Linked DNA regions of Homo sapiens: region 1 is linked to region 2. The links are chromatin loops, found by intact Hi-C in ENCODE. Cell type or tissue: PC-3. All regions are shown on one strand.

Evidence for each region. Hi-C counts contacts between places; a loop is a spot of excess contacts. Peaks named below come from ENCODE experiments on the same cell type or tissue, not always from the same donor. Only the 100,000 strongest peaks of a DNase experiment are listed, where the experiment ranks them.
Region 1: a loop joins it to region 2, with 2.0 times the contacts of the local background. A loop is called at or near these places in 6 of 110 quality-filtered maps.

The regions. Positions count from the first base shown.
Region 1 is chr12:122,302,127-122,310,126 of GRCh38, forward strand. CLIP1 (CAP-Gly domain containing linker protein 1) reads right to left here. Exons shown (of 26, transcript NM_001247997.2): 20 at 7,636-7,756. Among named protein-coding and RNA genes, the nearest start is that of VPS33A, 40 kb to the left of the region's middle. In PC-3, a CTCF peak has its summit at 4,445 (motif pointing right); a DNase peak (open chromatin) is centred at 2,985; H3K27ac peaks cover 1,729 bases.
Region 2 is chr12:122,352,857-122,360,856 of GRCh38, forward strand. It overlaps CLIP1 (CAP-Gly domain containing linker protein 1), which reads right to left. Exons shown (of 26, transcript NM_001247997.2): 6 at 2,259-2,456; 7 at 1,597-1,700. Among named protein-coding and RNA genes, the nearest start is that of CLIP1-AS1, 39 kb to the right of the region's middle. In PC-3, a CTCF peak has its summit at 3,472 (motif pointing left); a DNase peak (open chromatin) is centred at 3,485.

The sequences.
Region 1 (8,000 bases), 51 kb before region 2:
TTTCACTCTTGTTGCCCAGGCTGAAGTGTAATGGCGCTATCTCAGCTCACCGCAACCTCTGCCTCCTGGGTTCAGGCGATTCTCCTGCCTCAGCCTCCCAAGTAGCAGGGATTACAGGCATGCGCCACCATGCCTGGCTATTTTTTTTCTTTTTTAGTAGAGATGGAGTTTCTCCATGTTGGTGAGGCTGGTCTTGAACTCCTGACCTCAGGTGATTTGCCTGCCTCGGCCTCCCAGTGCTGGGATTACAGGCATGAACCACCATGCCCACCATAGAATTATTTCTGTATTGTTGAATTTCAGTAATCACCAGGGTATTTTTTTTGGGGTGTCTATTATTTTGGACCAATTTTTCCCAATGGGTCCCCCTACTGGGTTTCCATACAACCCACTCTCTTTTCTTTTTGCGGATTCAGTTCTTCCTTTACTTGGGGAAATTTCCTTATCGTATCTCCTAATACTTACACACACGCACACACACATATATTTGAGACAGAATCTTGCTCTGTCCCCCAGGCTGGTATGCAGTGGTGTGGTCTCGGCTCACTGCAACCTCCACCTCCTGGGTTCAAGCTATTCTCCCATGTCAGTATCCAAGTAACTGGGATTACAGGCAGGCACCACCACGCCTGGCTAATTTTTGTATTTTTAGTAGAGACAGGGTTTCGCCATGTTAGCCAGGCTGGTTTCAAACTCCTGACCTCAAGTGATCTGCCCACCTCGGCCTCACACAGTCCTAGAATTACAGGCTTGAGCCACCGTGCCCAGCCTAAATATAGATACATTTTTGAGACAGGGTCTTGCTATGTTGCCCAGGCTGGTCTTGAACTCCTAAGCTCAAACAGTCTCCTGGCTTGGCCTCCCAAATTGCTGGGATTACAGGCATGAGCCACTGCATCTGGCCCTTTCCTTTATATTTTAAGAAATGCTTATAAGGCTGCTTCCTGTTTATGATTTATTTAGTAGTCTTGATCTGGTGTGGTTTGGTCTTCAATTTGTTTCCTTAATTCTTCAATCTCCCTGTTAAACTTGTGTCATTTTATCATCTTCTCTTTGAACAGTTGTTTTGTTTTATTCAAATAACTTGAGTTTTACATAACACAAAGCACTATTTTCCCTGGGTAACAGCTTCTCTTGGCCTGAATTCCTGTCTCTCTCTGGCTCTTGATGTTCCGTTCTTTCTCTTTTCCCTCTTAGGGTGCAGAATGTGTACACTTCATCTTATTCTCGATGGCTCTACCTAGACCTTCCCTTGGCTCACATATACCGTGAGTTTCCCCCAACACCCTTCCTACCTTATCTGAGGCCTTTATCTTTAACCCCACGTTACAGCTAAAAGTTAAGCACTGTAATTGACACATTTCTGTAGCCAGAGGTTTCTGGATAGAGTCAAGGTTGGGATAGTTGAGGCTACACATAGACTCCGTTGGTGATCTCTTTCCTGAGATTTTTCTTCAGTGTTCTATGCACATCACTCACTCTACCTGAACACAGGTAATCTCATTCCCACAGGAGAACATCCTCAGCCTTGGGGCACGCATCCCCAGTCAGCTCTTTCCACAGTGCTCCTACTGCTTCTGCTACCTTCCCTTCCTAGAGACTGGAACACAGCCTCTCCTGTGATTGGAGGTGGTTATGTGATACGATCATAGAAATGTGAACTTTCTTCCCCAAATTAGAAGACAGAGCCATGTGAGAAGCCCTTTGCATTTCCCTGCCTTGTCCTCCCCCTGATTCCATCCAGAAAGCTCTGCGATGCTTGAGGTACAATAGCCAACCGGGGATCAGACGGACAAGAACTACACGCCTAGCAGAGCAGCAAGCAGGAAGGAAGGGCCAGCTCCGTGCAGACGTTCCTGAGGGGGTACCCGCCCGGACTGCCTACTGCGGACTTATTATCACTTGAGAAAAATACCCACAGTGCCCTGTGCCTGTCAGCTGCAGTTTGTTGGCTGGACTAGCTACAGAAAATGACCACTGGCAGTTTTTCCCACCGTTGGTAAAATCCTGCGGTGGTGCAAAGGGGCATTGAGCCTCAGAAATTTTTCCTTTACTTTTCCCAGGCTGTCTACTCACTTCTTCAGTCTAATTTTTTCCAAACTAGACTGGGCACAGGGATGGAGAGAATTCAAGTACAAATTCTCAGGATTTTGCTGTTCACCGTCCTTTCCACTTACCACTGGGGACAAAGTGTCAGAGTCAAACCACAATTTTGTTTCCTTTCTTGGTTGCCAATTTACTTTTTATTTTTTGAGACGGAGTCTTGCTCTGTCGCCCAGGCTGGAGTCCAGTGGTACGATCTCGACTAACTGCAACCTCTGCCTCCCGGGTTCAAGTGATTCTCCTGCCTCAGTCTCCCGAGTAGCCAGAATTACAGGCATGCACCACCATGCCCGGCTAATTTTTGTATTTGTTATTAGAGATGGGGTTTCACCATGTTTCTCAGCTAGTCTCGAACTCCTGACCTCAGGTGATCTGTCTGCCTCAGCCTCCTAAAGGGCTGGGATTACAGGCGTGAGCCTCCACGTCCAGCCTTGGGTGCCAATTTAAAAGTTTATAGCATGAAGTTGACTGGCTTTGTTGGCTTCTGCTGGACACATTTTTTAATACAGAAAAACTGTGTTCATAGCATTGGGTACTGAAGGGAGACAGAGTCTGTGATCCAGCTTCAATCAGCCCTAGTTGCCCAGAAGTCCCCTGAGCCCAGATTAAAATTATGATGGCTGATAACCACCATTTTTCCAAACTAATACACAATAAGCTAAAAATAGCTTTCCCTTTCTAAGCATTCATGTCTGGGAATTCAGGCTCATTTAAATGGCAGGTGACTATTCATGATCAATTTAGATGCTAACCCCAATTTTTTTGTATAATACATCTGCTATAACCTCTGTCAGGAAAAACTGTTCATGAAATACAGTTATTGAGTCATTTAATCCCTGTCCGGTTTCCATAAGCAAACTGTAACCTCATTCTACAAATAGCCAGGGGGAGAATCAGCTCTGTTCCCATAGTGATAGCTCACTGTATTTGCTATCTTTACAAGGTGGAACACATGTGAGGTTTGGAAATGATAAATCAGACATATCAAAAGTGACTACCTAAGGTGACTATTTCTATAGAAGAATCAACATTATTTTTAGAATTCCCTATGAAAAGAAAATAGGGGTAGACTATACCTATAGTCCCAGCTACTGGGGAGCCTGAGGCTGAAGGATCCCTTGAGCCCAGGAGGTTGAGGCTGCAGTGAGCTATGATAGTGCCACTGCTCTCCAGCCCAGGCTACAAAGTGAGACTCTGTCTCTTAAAAAAGAAACGAATGCTCTGTATAGTTTCCATTAATCTTAAACTATATGACCTTGCCTGAATTTACACTGTATGCTTCTACCAGCCACACAAAGAGCAAATGCCCCACTAAGTTGGTGATCAGGTTTTCGGCCACCACAACTCTGCAACAAAAGCTACTGCGATGGTTAATACTGAGTGTCAACTCGATTGGATTGAGGATGCAAAGTACTGATCCTGGGTATGTCTGTGAGGGTGTTGCTAAAGGAAATTTCACATCTGAGTCAGTGGGCTGAGAAAGGCTGCCCACCTTTCATCTAGGTGGGCACAACGTAATCAGCTGCCAGCTTGACCAGAATAAAAAGCAGTCAGATGGCTGAGCGCAGTGGCTCATGCCTGTAATCCCAGCACTTTGGGAGGCTGAGGTGGACGGATTGCCTAAGCTCAGGAGTTCGAGATTACCCTGGGCAACATGATGAAACCCAGTCTCTACTAAAATACAATAAATTAGCCAGGCCTGGTGGCACGCGCCTGTAGTCCCAGCTGCTAGGAAGGCTGAGGCATGAGAATCACTTAAGCCCAGGAGGCCAAGTGATCGAGCCACTGCACTCCAGCTTGGACTACAGAGTGAGACTCCATCTAAAAAAAAAAAAAAAGCAAGCAGAAGAACGTGAAAAGACTAGACTGGTTTAGCCTCCCAGCCTACATTTTTCTCCCATGCTGGAAGCTTCCTGCCCTAGAACATTGGACTTCAAGTTCTTCAGCTTTGGGACTCGAACTGGCTTCCTTGGTCCTCAGCTTGCAGATGGCCTCGTGTGGGACCTTGTGATTGTGTGAGTTAACAGTCCTTAATAAACTCCCCTTGATATCTATCTATCCTACTAGTTCTGTCCCTCTAGAGAACCCCGACTAATTCAGCTATGAAGCTGGAAGTAAAGTGAATCATCTAAAAAATGGAAAGAGCAGTCACAAAGTCCTCTGTCTTCTTCTGTAAAACAGAAACTGGGGCCCTGGCTAAAAACAAGATACTCACCAAACACCCATGCATTCATTCAAACCTACACGTCGTGCTCTATGATTCCTACTTTCTCACTGTCTGTGGGAGAAGCAGAAGCACACGATCCTGACCAAAATGCTGGGTTCTAAGGTCAGGGCACTGCAGAGCCCGCACCTGACCACAAAGGGGCAGCAGCTTGCTCTGCTCAAGATCAGAGGCCATGACCTTTAACATGGGCCTTTAACAATGAGGACATGATCACCAAGTGAGAAAGGAGACAAGAAAAGATGCAAAAGCAGACCTGTGAATGGCAAGATTCTGGGATGCACTGGGTTTTCTAAGCAAAATAAATATTTGAGGCAGAAAAAAAAAGTACCAGTAGGGTTCAGAAGCCATTTTTAGAGCAATGTTTGACCGCACCTACCCCATTTCTAGCTCACAGCTTTTTAAAATCTTGAACAATAATCATGAAGTAAGCAGAAAAAAGTTTTATTCTCAGAATAGAACAGCAGCTGGACAAACAGGCTTTCAAACACAATTTCAAATCTCAGCTCCTCCACTGCCTATCTGTGTATCCTTGGTAAGTTCACTTTTTTTTTTTTTTTTTTTTTTTTTTTTTGAGACAGAGTCTCACTCTGTCGCCCAGGCTGGAGTGCAGTGGCACGATCTCGGCTCACTGTAACCTCCACCTCCCAGATTCAAGCAATTCTCTCCCTCAGTATCCCGAGTAGCTGGGATTACAGGCGCCCGCCACCATGCCTGGTTAATTTTTGTATTTTTAGTAGAGATGGGGTTTCACCATCTTGGCCAGGCCGGTCTCGAACTCCTGACCTCATGATCCACCCGCCTCGGCCTCCCAAAATGCTGAGATTACAGGTGTGAGTCACTGTGCCCAGCCATTAGTTCACTTTTGAGCCTGTTTCCTGTCTAAAAATAATCCTACTATCTCTGAGGTAGGTTGTGATGATTCCATGAAATAATGGTAAAGCAATCAGCTCAGTTCAACAAATTATGGTGCTTCTAAATAAAGGAATCAGGAGAGAACCTAGGTCGTGGGTCAGTACTTACCTTTCCCAAGTCAATCTAGTCTCCACTGTCTCGATTTTAGAATGAAAAAGCAAATTTTTCTGTAGTACTACAACTAAAATTATTTTTTTTAAATAGCATTTCTGCCAAATACTGTAGCTCTGTAATACATTTCTAACACAGCTGATCAATAGTCTGACTTAACTGGAGAAAGCAACTAAGTGAAATTTTATAGAATTCTTGGAGATGATACAATAAAAGAGTAACAGAGCCCGATGAATTAATCGGTCTTCATTAAACTAAGGTGGCTTCTAAGTTACTTTAAACGGGTGGCTCACTCCACTCTTTTGAAATATATATACCATGGAAAGAATGGTCTATAATCTTTCTTGGTAATCAATGTTTTTCACAATCTCCATCATGAAAGCCTATCACATTTTAATTCACATACACATTATTTCTCCTTCTGAGTTACATACAGAAAACTACCAGTGGCTTAAGAATCCACCCATTCTTTAAAAGTAAGTCACTTCTTAGCCATTCCTGTAGGCATTACTTTCTAACACTCTGCAAAGTGCCTGATTTTTACATTTTTTAATCACAAAACCTTTTCAGTAGGAAGCTAATTGAAATCTCTACTGCAAAAGAGAACAGAGCTGCTAGGATGGAGAGGAGCCCAAGTCAGGCAAAGAAACTGTGGGAAATTCTAAACAAGGAAGCATGATGTCTCCTGAATCCCTTCTGGTTCTGAGTGACAGAGACAAGAACTGTAATCATCAGTCCAGTTAAGGTCACAGCATAAGTCAAGAGGATGATCTCTGTAAGTTCCTCCTATTTATGGAACCCACTCTCTCTACCAGAGATGTTCAATGAAATGACAGGAGATGGCAATAGACTCAGCACTTAGCCAAAGTCCTTCTCTTCCAAGTCCCTGTGGACACACTGATGCTGGAGATGCCAAATGCTGTAGGTGTTTTAGCTTGTGCCAGGAAAAAAGAACCCCTGCTGGTCAATGGGCTTCCATTCTTCATGACCTCCAGTTTCTCACAAACTCATCAAAGGAGAGTGCAGTGACCCTAGTTAAGTCAACACACTGATACTCTCCTTGGCCCCCATCAGAAGATGACATCTCTTGACACTAGTCGCCAAATGATGCTGAACAAATTACTATCATCTTTGTGCTTCCGTTTCCCCTTTTACAAATGGGGATAATAATAGTGCTATTGCTTAGAATTATGGCAAGGACTGCGATGACAGCTAGCACTTATTTGTGCCTGTCACATAGCAAGAGCCCATAAATGTTAGCTACTATCACCAACAGCATCATCATCATCTTGGAGTCTGAAGAGATGTGGCATTTCTTCCACAAAAGCAACAATGAAGATTTTAAAGTCTAAAGTTAACTCTCCAAAAAGTGCTTTCACCACAAATTGCACCATGTCAATGGGTACTCAGTACAACTACCCCAAACTAATCCATCCCAAGTAAGAATTAATGTTTGCAACACACAACGGGAAAAAAAATTTTTTCCCCTTGGAGTACAAAACAAGAATGAATGACTACACAGCAAAAGTCTCTTAAAAATGTAATTTTAAGCTGCTGCTCTGAAGTCAGATGTGACTCACAATTCAGCACTTTGATTCAACTGTTAGAGAAGAATAAAAGGCAGATATAGCTTCCTTTAAAATCAGTTTTGTTGCCATGTTTAATCAACTTCTATAAGAAACCTTTGTAATTTAAATATAGAAGTAAATAGGTTGTGGTTTGCTTATAGTTCATGCCAGTTGTAACATATATTCTATATTTACCAATGCACACAAGTGTACATGTATGCACAGTTTCATTAGAAAAGGCTTAAGCATGTTTTTTAATTTAAACAAAAGCAGAGTTCTATTTAAAATCAGCTGCCAACACTTACACCAAATCTATATTCTTGGAATCTGTTTCTTCAAAATCAATTTTGATGAAAGTGAAAAAAATCTTAAGAGAAAAATAATTTTGTAATCCAAGTAGTAGTAGGGTGAAGATACTGTCCCCTTCCATTTAAATGTTGAGCTACAAGATTGTCTAATAAAGATAGTATTTTCTACTTGCTTGCAAGTTCCAGTGTTCTGTGTGTTTTTTAAAGGACCTGTCAAATCTCTCCTACCCTAAATCCTACAGCAGCACGTTTGAAAACAAGGAGACACATAGCACAGGTAACTTGGAATTCCATTTGGAATGACCCCACCACACTGAGCAGACCTCCGAGTGGCCTCTGAGCGTGCTGCCAACAGCAGCAGCACCCAGCATGGCACAGCTGGAACCCCTCGCCAAAGGACACTGACCTTTTGATGACTTGTGACTTCGTCCCTGCTTCTCCCCAGCTCCTCAGCAAGTTTAACGTTCTCTTCTTGCAACGCTGAAAGCTGCTGGGACTTCTGAGCTGCTGCCTGCTTTAGGGTTTCTCTGCAAGGACAGTGAGTGCAGGGTTACCATAGAAACAAGACAGGCAAGGAAACTGTGGGAGACAACCAGCTTCACAGCACTGAAGAAAATATATCTGGGTCACGTGCCTGATAGGATCTATAATAACAGCAGACAGTATTATCTACATGCAGAAGGGGTTAAATGGCCATAACCTCCCAAAAGGAGGGCTGCCACCCACAATTATTACATTTTTCAGAACCTAATAAACCCTATGCCCACCCTC
Region 2 (8,000 bases):
ACAAACAAAAAAACACGTTGGGCATGGTAGGCCACTCCTATAATCCCAGCAATTTGGGAGGTGGAGGCAGGAGGATCGCTTGAGGCCAGGAGTTTGAGACCAGCTGGGGCAACATAGTGAGACCCAGTCCTTATATTTAAAAAAAAAAAAAAAAATCTATCATCACTACCCTGGTGAATTCAAGCAGACAGCCACCAGAAATGCCTTAGAGACATAGCAAGTTTAAAAATGCATCTTTGCACTTTGGGAGGGCAAGGTGGGAGAATGGCTTAAAGCCAGGAGTTTAAGAGCGGCCTGAGCAACATGACGAGACCTCATCTCCACCAAAAAATTAAGAAATTAGCCAGGTGTGGCAGCGTGCACCCGTGTCAACTACTTGGGCAGCTGAGGTGGGAGGATTGCTTGAGCCCAGGTAGTCAAGGCTGCAGTGAGTTATGATCGTATGACTGCACTCCAGGCTGCACAACTGAGTGAGACCTTGTCTCAAAAAGAAAAAATAAAATAAGCCACCTGTAATCCTAGCATTTTGTGAAGCTAAGGTGGACAGACTGCTTGAGTTCAGTTTGAGACCAGCCTGGTCAATATGGCAAAACCCCATCTCTACAAAAATTAGCCAGGCATGTTGGCATGTGCCTGTGTCCTAGCTACTTGGGAAGCTGGGGTAGGAGGATCACTTGAGCCAGGGATGTCACAGCTGCAGTGAGCCATGATCACACCAGTGCACTCCAGCCTGAGTGACAGAGTGAGACCCTGTCTCAAAAGATAATAAATAATGTTTTCTTTTTTTTTTTTGAGACGGAGTCTTGCTCTGTCACCCAGACTGGAGTGCAGTGGCGCGATCTCGGCTCACTGCCACCTCTGCCACCCGGGTTCAAGCAATTCTCCTGCCTCAGCCTCCCAAGTAGCTGGGATTACAGGCGCCCGCCAACAGGCCTGGCTAATTTTTGTATTTTTAGTAGAGACGGGGTTTCACCATGTTGGTCACGTTGGTCTCGAACTTCTGACCTCAAGTGATCCACCCGCCTCAGCCTCCCAAAGTGCTGGGATTACAGGCGTGAGTCACTGCGCCCAATCAGGCCATGTCTAAATGATTCCAAACTTATTGAAAAAAGTCAAATCAAAGCAGACGCTCTTCACACAGTATGGCAGAGTTCACCTTCTGCTGGACACATAGTCATTCCTTTGGTTCTAAGGGTTGATACCAACATGATTATTAATAGGAAATTTTCTTCTGAGGTCATTGAAAATGAAAAGGCTGCTGGGCGCGGTGGCTCACACCTGTAATCCCAGCACTTTGGGAGGCTGAGGCAGATGGATCTCCTGAGCTCAGGAGTTCGAGACCAGCCTAGGCAACATGGTGAAACTCCATCTCTACTAAAATACAAAAAATTAGCCAGGCGTGGTGGCACATTCCTGTGGTCCCAGCTACTTGGGAGGCTGAGGCAGGAGAATTGCTTGAACCTGGGAGGCAGAGGTTGTAGTGAGCTGAGATTGCACCACTGCACTGCAGCCTGGGCAACAGAGCTAGACTCTGTCTCAAAAACAAAAAAAAAGGGGGAAAGGCCACACTTGCACCAGGAAACAGTCTGGGGTCACCTTTTCTCCTCTTCAAGCTGGTTGAGAAGCTCCACCTTCTCCCTGTCAGCAGCTTCCACCATTGTTCGCAGCTGGTCCATTTTGGCTTCCAATTCCAGGACATGCTGGGGAAGGCAAGAATGTCGGTAAATGGACTATTTCTGACCCAGATACAGACCCAGTGATACTTCTCCAAAGAGCTGTGGGTCACCATGGTGGGTGGGCGTTACTCTAAAACCTTATGTTAAAAAGCTTTCTCTATTTTAATAGGTTATTCTCAACAGCTTTCCTGGAAGATAGATGATGAAAGTGATAAAGAACAATGTTAAAACACCTCTCATCTTTTTTGAAGCTGAAACACATATTAAGAGTAATCCACAAACAGCAGCTATAATCAATCATTGGTAAGGCCCTAGTAACCAAGCTGGCCTAACACAGACAGGCCAAAAGACCCGGACACAAAGACCAAACACTAAGGTCGAATCAAGAACAAAACTTCATCTCTGTGATCATGGAAACTGGCACCCCAGACTGTAGCTTTCAAACAAGCACAGCAAAGAAATGTACACCCATTTCTTGTGCTCTCAAGTCTAGCTCCTCGGTGCCAAGCACCGGGCATGCTTCTCGGCTCCTCAGTGGCTTTAGAAACCATCACCATCTCCGCAACAAGGTCCAGACTTCACCTGGTCATGTCCGTCCCGGGCCAGAGCTAGCTCCTGCTCTATCTCCCCCACGTGGCTCGTGGCCTTGGCCACCTCCGCCCTCTCCAGATCCCGTTCCGCCAGCAGCTGCTCAATGTGCTGCTGCTTCTCCTTCAGGGCCTCCTGGAGGGCAGTGGTACCGGAGATCTTCCTGGCGTAACGGGAGGAGGTTTCAGTCAACTGTAAAGGAAAGTTAGAGAAATGAAGGGCGATGATGCTGTCAGAAAAGCGAGGGAGGCGCGATGCATGCATGGCGGGCATCTGCTCGGCAAAGCAAGGGCGCTGCTCCAGCTGGCAGGCTGGCCAGGATTAGGAAAGGCTTCCTCAAAAACACAAGACAGTGTGTGCCTTCTGTCTATAAATCTCACAAAGAATACATCAACGTAAAGAGATCAGCCAGGTGCGGTGGCTCATGCCTGTAATCCTAGCACTTCAGGAGGCCAAGGCGGGTGGATCACTTGAGGCCAGGAGTTTGAGACCTGGCCAAGATGATGAGACCCCATCTCTACTAAAAATACAAAAATTAGCTGGAGTGCAGTGGTGCGATCTCAGCTGACTGCAACCTCCACCTCCTGGATTCAAGTGATTCTCCTGCTTCAGCCTCCCAAGTAGCTGGGATCACAGGCGTGCACCACTACCGCCCAGCTAATTTTTATATTTTTAGTAGAGACGGGGTTTTGCCATGTTCGCCAGGCTGTTCTCGAACTCTAAAGTGCTAAGGTTACAGGTGTGAGCCACCGCGCCAAAGGCCATCTGCTCAGCCACTGCTGGCTCCAGATCAAGTCAGCCTTGACTTCATCTTCTGCAGTCAGAGCTGCTGCAGCTGTCGCCTGAAAGCTCTTCTCTTCATCGGTTTCCCTAGGCCCTTACTGCAAGATGCACAGGATGCAGACTTACAGCGAGGATCTTTCCTCAATTAATAACTCGGCAACTTGAGAACTACAAAAGAATCAACCTTTTGTTCTTGAAATTACTTAAACATACCAGGAAGAAACTCCTGTTGTCTTTTTTAACCATTTGACCTTGACCTTCCAATTTCATTATATAGCTAAATTATACCTTCTCTTGCTAATATTTCTTCCTGAATACATTAAATGTGTGGTTCCCAAACCATGTGCAGAGATGCCCCAGGGTGCTGAGCAAACTCACCAGTGCACTGTAGGATGTTTTAAAATTTCAAGAGAAACACAGCGACATCTGCTGGACTCTGTGCAAACTACTAGTTTGAGGCAATTCAGTCTCATTAGATTGTCCTACAGTCCTTTCAATAACATCATGTACTTTCAAAGCTGGGTTTTGGCTATTCCCATGACGAAAATGAAAGTATGATGCAAAAATCAACATGCACAGGAAATGAGGTTGGTGATGAGAAATCAGATTCCAAGGCTTGACTAGATGTGTAGAGCCCAACAGCAGCGCACACAGTAACATGAAGTCATTCTGGTTATTAAAGAATGAATTGGGTCCCTCTCCCTCTCTCCCTCTCCCTCTCTCCCTCTCCCTCTCCCCACGGTCTCCCTCTCCCTCTCTTTCCATGGTCTCCCTCTGATGCCGAGCCGAAGCTGGACTGTACTGCTGCCATCTCGGCTCACTGCAGCCTCCCTGCCTGATTCTCCTGCCTCAGCCTGCCGAGTGCCTGCGATTGCAGGCGCGCGCCGCCACGCCTGACTGGTTTTCGTATTTTTTTGGTGGAGACGGGGTTTCGCTGTGTTGGCCGGGCTGGTCTCCAGCTCCTAACTGCGAGTGATCCGCCAGCCTCGGCCTCCCGAGGTGCCGAGATTGCAGACGGAGTCTGGTTCACTCAGTGCTCAATGGTACCCAGGCTGGAGTGCAGTAGCGTGATCTCGGCTCGCTACAACCTCCACCTCCCAGCCGCCTGCCTTGGCCTCCCAAAGTGCCGAGACTGCAGCCTCTGCCCAGCCGCCACCCCGTCTGGGAAGTGAGGAGCCCCTCTGCCTGGCTGCCCAGTCTGGAAAGTGAGGAGCGTCTCTGCCCGGCCGCCATCTCATCTAGAAGTGAGGAGCGCCTCTTCCCGGCCGCCGTCCCATCTAGGAAGTGAGGAGCGTCTCTGCCCGGCCGCCCATCGTCTGAGATGTGGGGAGCGCCTCTGCCCCGCTGCCCCATCTGGGATGTGAGGAGCGCCTCTACCTGGCCGCGACCCTGTCTGGGAGGTGAGGAGCGTCTCTGCCCGGCCGCCCCGTCTGAGAAGAGAGGAGACCCTCCGCCTGGCAACCGCCCCGTCTGAGAAGTGAGGAGCCCCTCCGCCCGGCAGCCGCCCTGTCTGAGAAGTGAAGAGCCCCTCCGCCCGGCAGCCACCCCGTCTGGGAAGTGAGGAGCGTCTCCGCCCGGCAGCCACCCCATCCAGGAGGGAGGTGGGGGGGGTCAGCCCGCCACCCGGCCAGCCGCCCCGTCCGGGAGGGAGGTGGGGGGGGTCAGCCCCCCCCGCCCGGCCAGCCGCCCCGTCCGGAAGGTGAGGGGCGCCTCTGCCCGGCCACCCCTACTGGGAAGTGAGGAGCCCCTCTGCCCGGCCAGCCGCCCCGTCCGGGAGGGAGATGGGGGGGTCAGTCCCCTGCCCAGCCAGCCGCCCCGTCCGGGAGGTGAGGGGCGCCTCTGCCCGGCCGCCCCTACTGGGAAGTGAGGAGCCCCTCTGCCCGGCTAGCCGCCCCATCCGGGAGGGAGGTGGGGGGGGTCAGCCCCCCGCCCGGCCAGCCGCCCCGCCTGGGAGGTGAGGGGCGCCTCTGCTCGGCCGCCCCTACTGGGAAGTGAGGAGCCCCTCTGCCCGGCCACCACCCCGTCTGGGAGGTGTACCCAACAGCTCATTGAGAACGGGCCATGATGACAATGGCGGTTTTGTGGAATAGAAAGGGGGGAAAGGTGGGGAAAAGATTGAGAAATCGAATGGTTGCCATGTCTGTGTAGAAAGAGGTAGACATGGGAGACTTTTCATTTTGCTCTGTACTAAGAAAAATTCTTCTGCCTTGGGATCCTGTTGATCTGTGACCTTACCCCCAACCCTGTGCTCTCTGAAACATGTGCTGTGTCCACTCAGGGTTAAATGGATTAAGGGCGGTGCAAGATGTGCTTTGTTAAACAGATGCTTGAAGGCAGCATGCTCGTTAAGAGTCATCACCACTCCCTAATCTCAAGTACCCAGGGACACAAACACTGCGGAAGGCCGCAGGGTCCTCTGCCTAGGAAAACCAGAGACCTTTGTTTACTTGTTTATCTGCTGACCTTCCCTCCACTATTGTCCTATGACCCTGCCAAATCCCCCTCTGCGAGAAACACCCAAGAATGAACAATTAAAAAAAAAAAAAGAAAAAAGAAAAAAAAAACCACTTGTTGAAATATTGAGTTAGATATGGAAGGGGGCAGTATGGCATAATGACTTAAGGTCCAGTTTCTGTATACAAGTCTTAGCTCCATCACTTCTTAGCTATTTTACCTTCAGTGAGCTACCTGACTTCAGTTGAGCCTCAGTTTTCTCATCTGTAAATTGGGTATATATTTCATAGGATTGTTTGATAAAATGTAAGATAAAATGAGATAACTTTGTAAAATGCTTATTACATTGTCTGGCACATGGTATTTCCTCAATAAATAGTTGACTTTAAAAAAAAAAAAAAAAAAGAATGAATTGGCCAGGTGTGGTGGCTCACGCCTCATGCCTGTAATCCCAGCACTTTGGGAAGCAGAGGCGGGCAGATCACCTGAGGTCAGGTGTTCGAGACTGGCCTGGCCAACATGGTGAAACCTCGTCTCTACTAAAAATACAAAAATTAGCCGGGCATGGTGGCGTGTGCCTATAATCCCAGCTACTTGGGAGGCTGAGGCAGGAAAATCGCTTGAACCCGGGAGACAAGAGGTTGCAGTGCGCTGAGATCGTGCCACTGCACTCTAACCTGGGCAACAGCAAGACTCCATCTCAAAAAAATAAAAAATAAAAATAAAAACAAATAAAGAATGAATTAAATTTTTTTCAATTTTTGTTTTTCTAAAACAGAAATACATTTCTGAGCAAAGTAACTGAAATGACACTTTCAATTTCTCTATCTTTGTCATACTATTTTATGGTGATTTTTGGCTTAGAAACCATAAAGACACAAAAATAAGCTGTCTCACAGGTACAGAAACTCACGTCTCTTTTGTCAATTTTCACTGAATGAGGTGAGCTAAGAGGTACAAGAACTGGTCCAAAAAGTAAGAGGAGAGATTGGCGGGAGCAGGGAGAGCTTGCTATTTCCCAAAGAAATGGACACAATTAAAAGGTAATAAAAATTACTCAAGAAAGAATTCCTAATCCAGAATAGACCCTCCCATGGAATTGTTCCTAGAACAGCAAAGGAGGCAAGCTGTCCCTATCAGAGTTTCTGACCCACATTAAACAAAGCTCTGTCTGAACACAGGGGTTTGGGGCTCTTCTCCATTTCATTGTTCTTGTCATGCTTTTCTCATAAAAGTAATTTTTCTGTTGAAGATGCAGGCTTCCTCTTTATGCGCAAATGGAAATGCTCTGAGCAGTACTTATTCTACCTGAACATAGAGGAAGGAAGCCTAGATGGCTGGCAGAGGAGCACAGCCCCACGTGAAGATTTCAGCACCTGTCCCTTCTCTGCCCGACGACAATGGAAGAGCAGGCACCGTGAGATCCTGGGCTAACCACCTCCTCCCCGCAGCACAACGCAACATCCTAGCTCCTGGTCTGCGGTTCCCCACCACCCAGCGGAGACCTGAACTCAGTCTGAGGAAAGTCTGATGCCGCCATTTCTAACTTAAACAGTATTTGCCCCACTTCTAGGTAATAAACTTATGGGCAGGGCTTTGACCCTAATAAAATAACACCTTAATAAACAGAATGAGGTGTTGCCTATTTTAATGCTAGTGATTCTATTTTTACTGCTCTAAACAGGAAAAAGAGGGAGAGAGGGAAAGGGACCAGGAGAAGAAGAGGAAAGAAGAGAGTAATCAAAACAGGCTTTCCTAGTATCCTCTTCCAGCTCCAAGAGTTCCCTTTAGTGTCCTCTGGCTCAAGTCAGGGACACTTCACACACTAACTGCTTCCAGTAGGTCAGGTTGTATTAACATTAAAATCCTATTAACACACCTTTTCTCAAAACACTTCACTTCCTAAAATTATTTGAAGTCAAAGAGAAAGAGAGGCTGGGAGCAGTGGCTCACGCCTGTAAATCCCAACACTTTGGAAGTCCAGGGCAAGAGGATCGCTTGAGCCTAAGAATTCGAGACCAGCCTGGGCAACACAGTGGGTCCCTCTCTCTACAAAAAAAAAAAAAAAAAAAAAATTAAATTAACCAGGCGTGGTGGTGTGCACCAGTAGTCCCAACTACTGGGGAGGCTGAGGCAGCAGGACTGCTTGAGCCTGGGACGTTGAGGCTGGGTGACAAAGTGAGACCCTGACTCAAAAGAAAAAATAAAAAAAAGAGAGAGAGGGAGAGACAGATCTATGGACTTGAAGAAAAGGATCTCTCCAATGTTCCTATCATTTTGTCCTAAAATAATTTCATAGAAAATAATTTGACCCCTGTGTTAGACTAGGCAGTAGTTATACAGATTCACCAAGAACACATGCATTTTTAAGCTTTTAAGAATCTGAAAGGGACTATTAAAAGCACTTTCTGATTTCAAAAAACGCATTCTTGCTGGAGTTACATTTTTCAAAACTTACTTGCAAAGACTTTCACAGCAAAAGCTGTGAGCAACATTCAG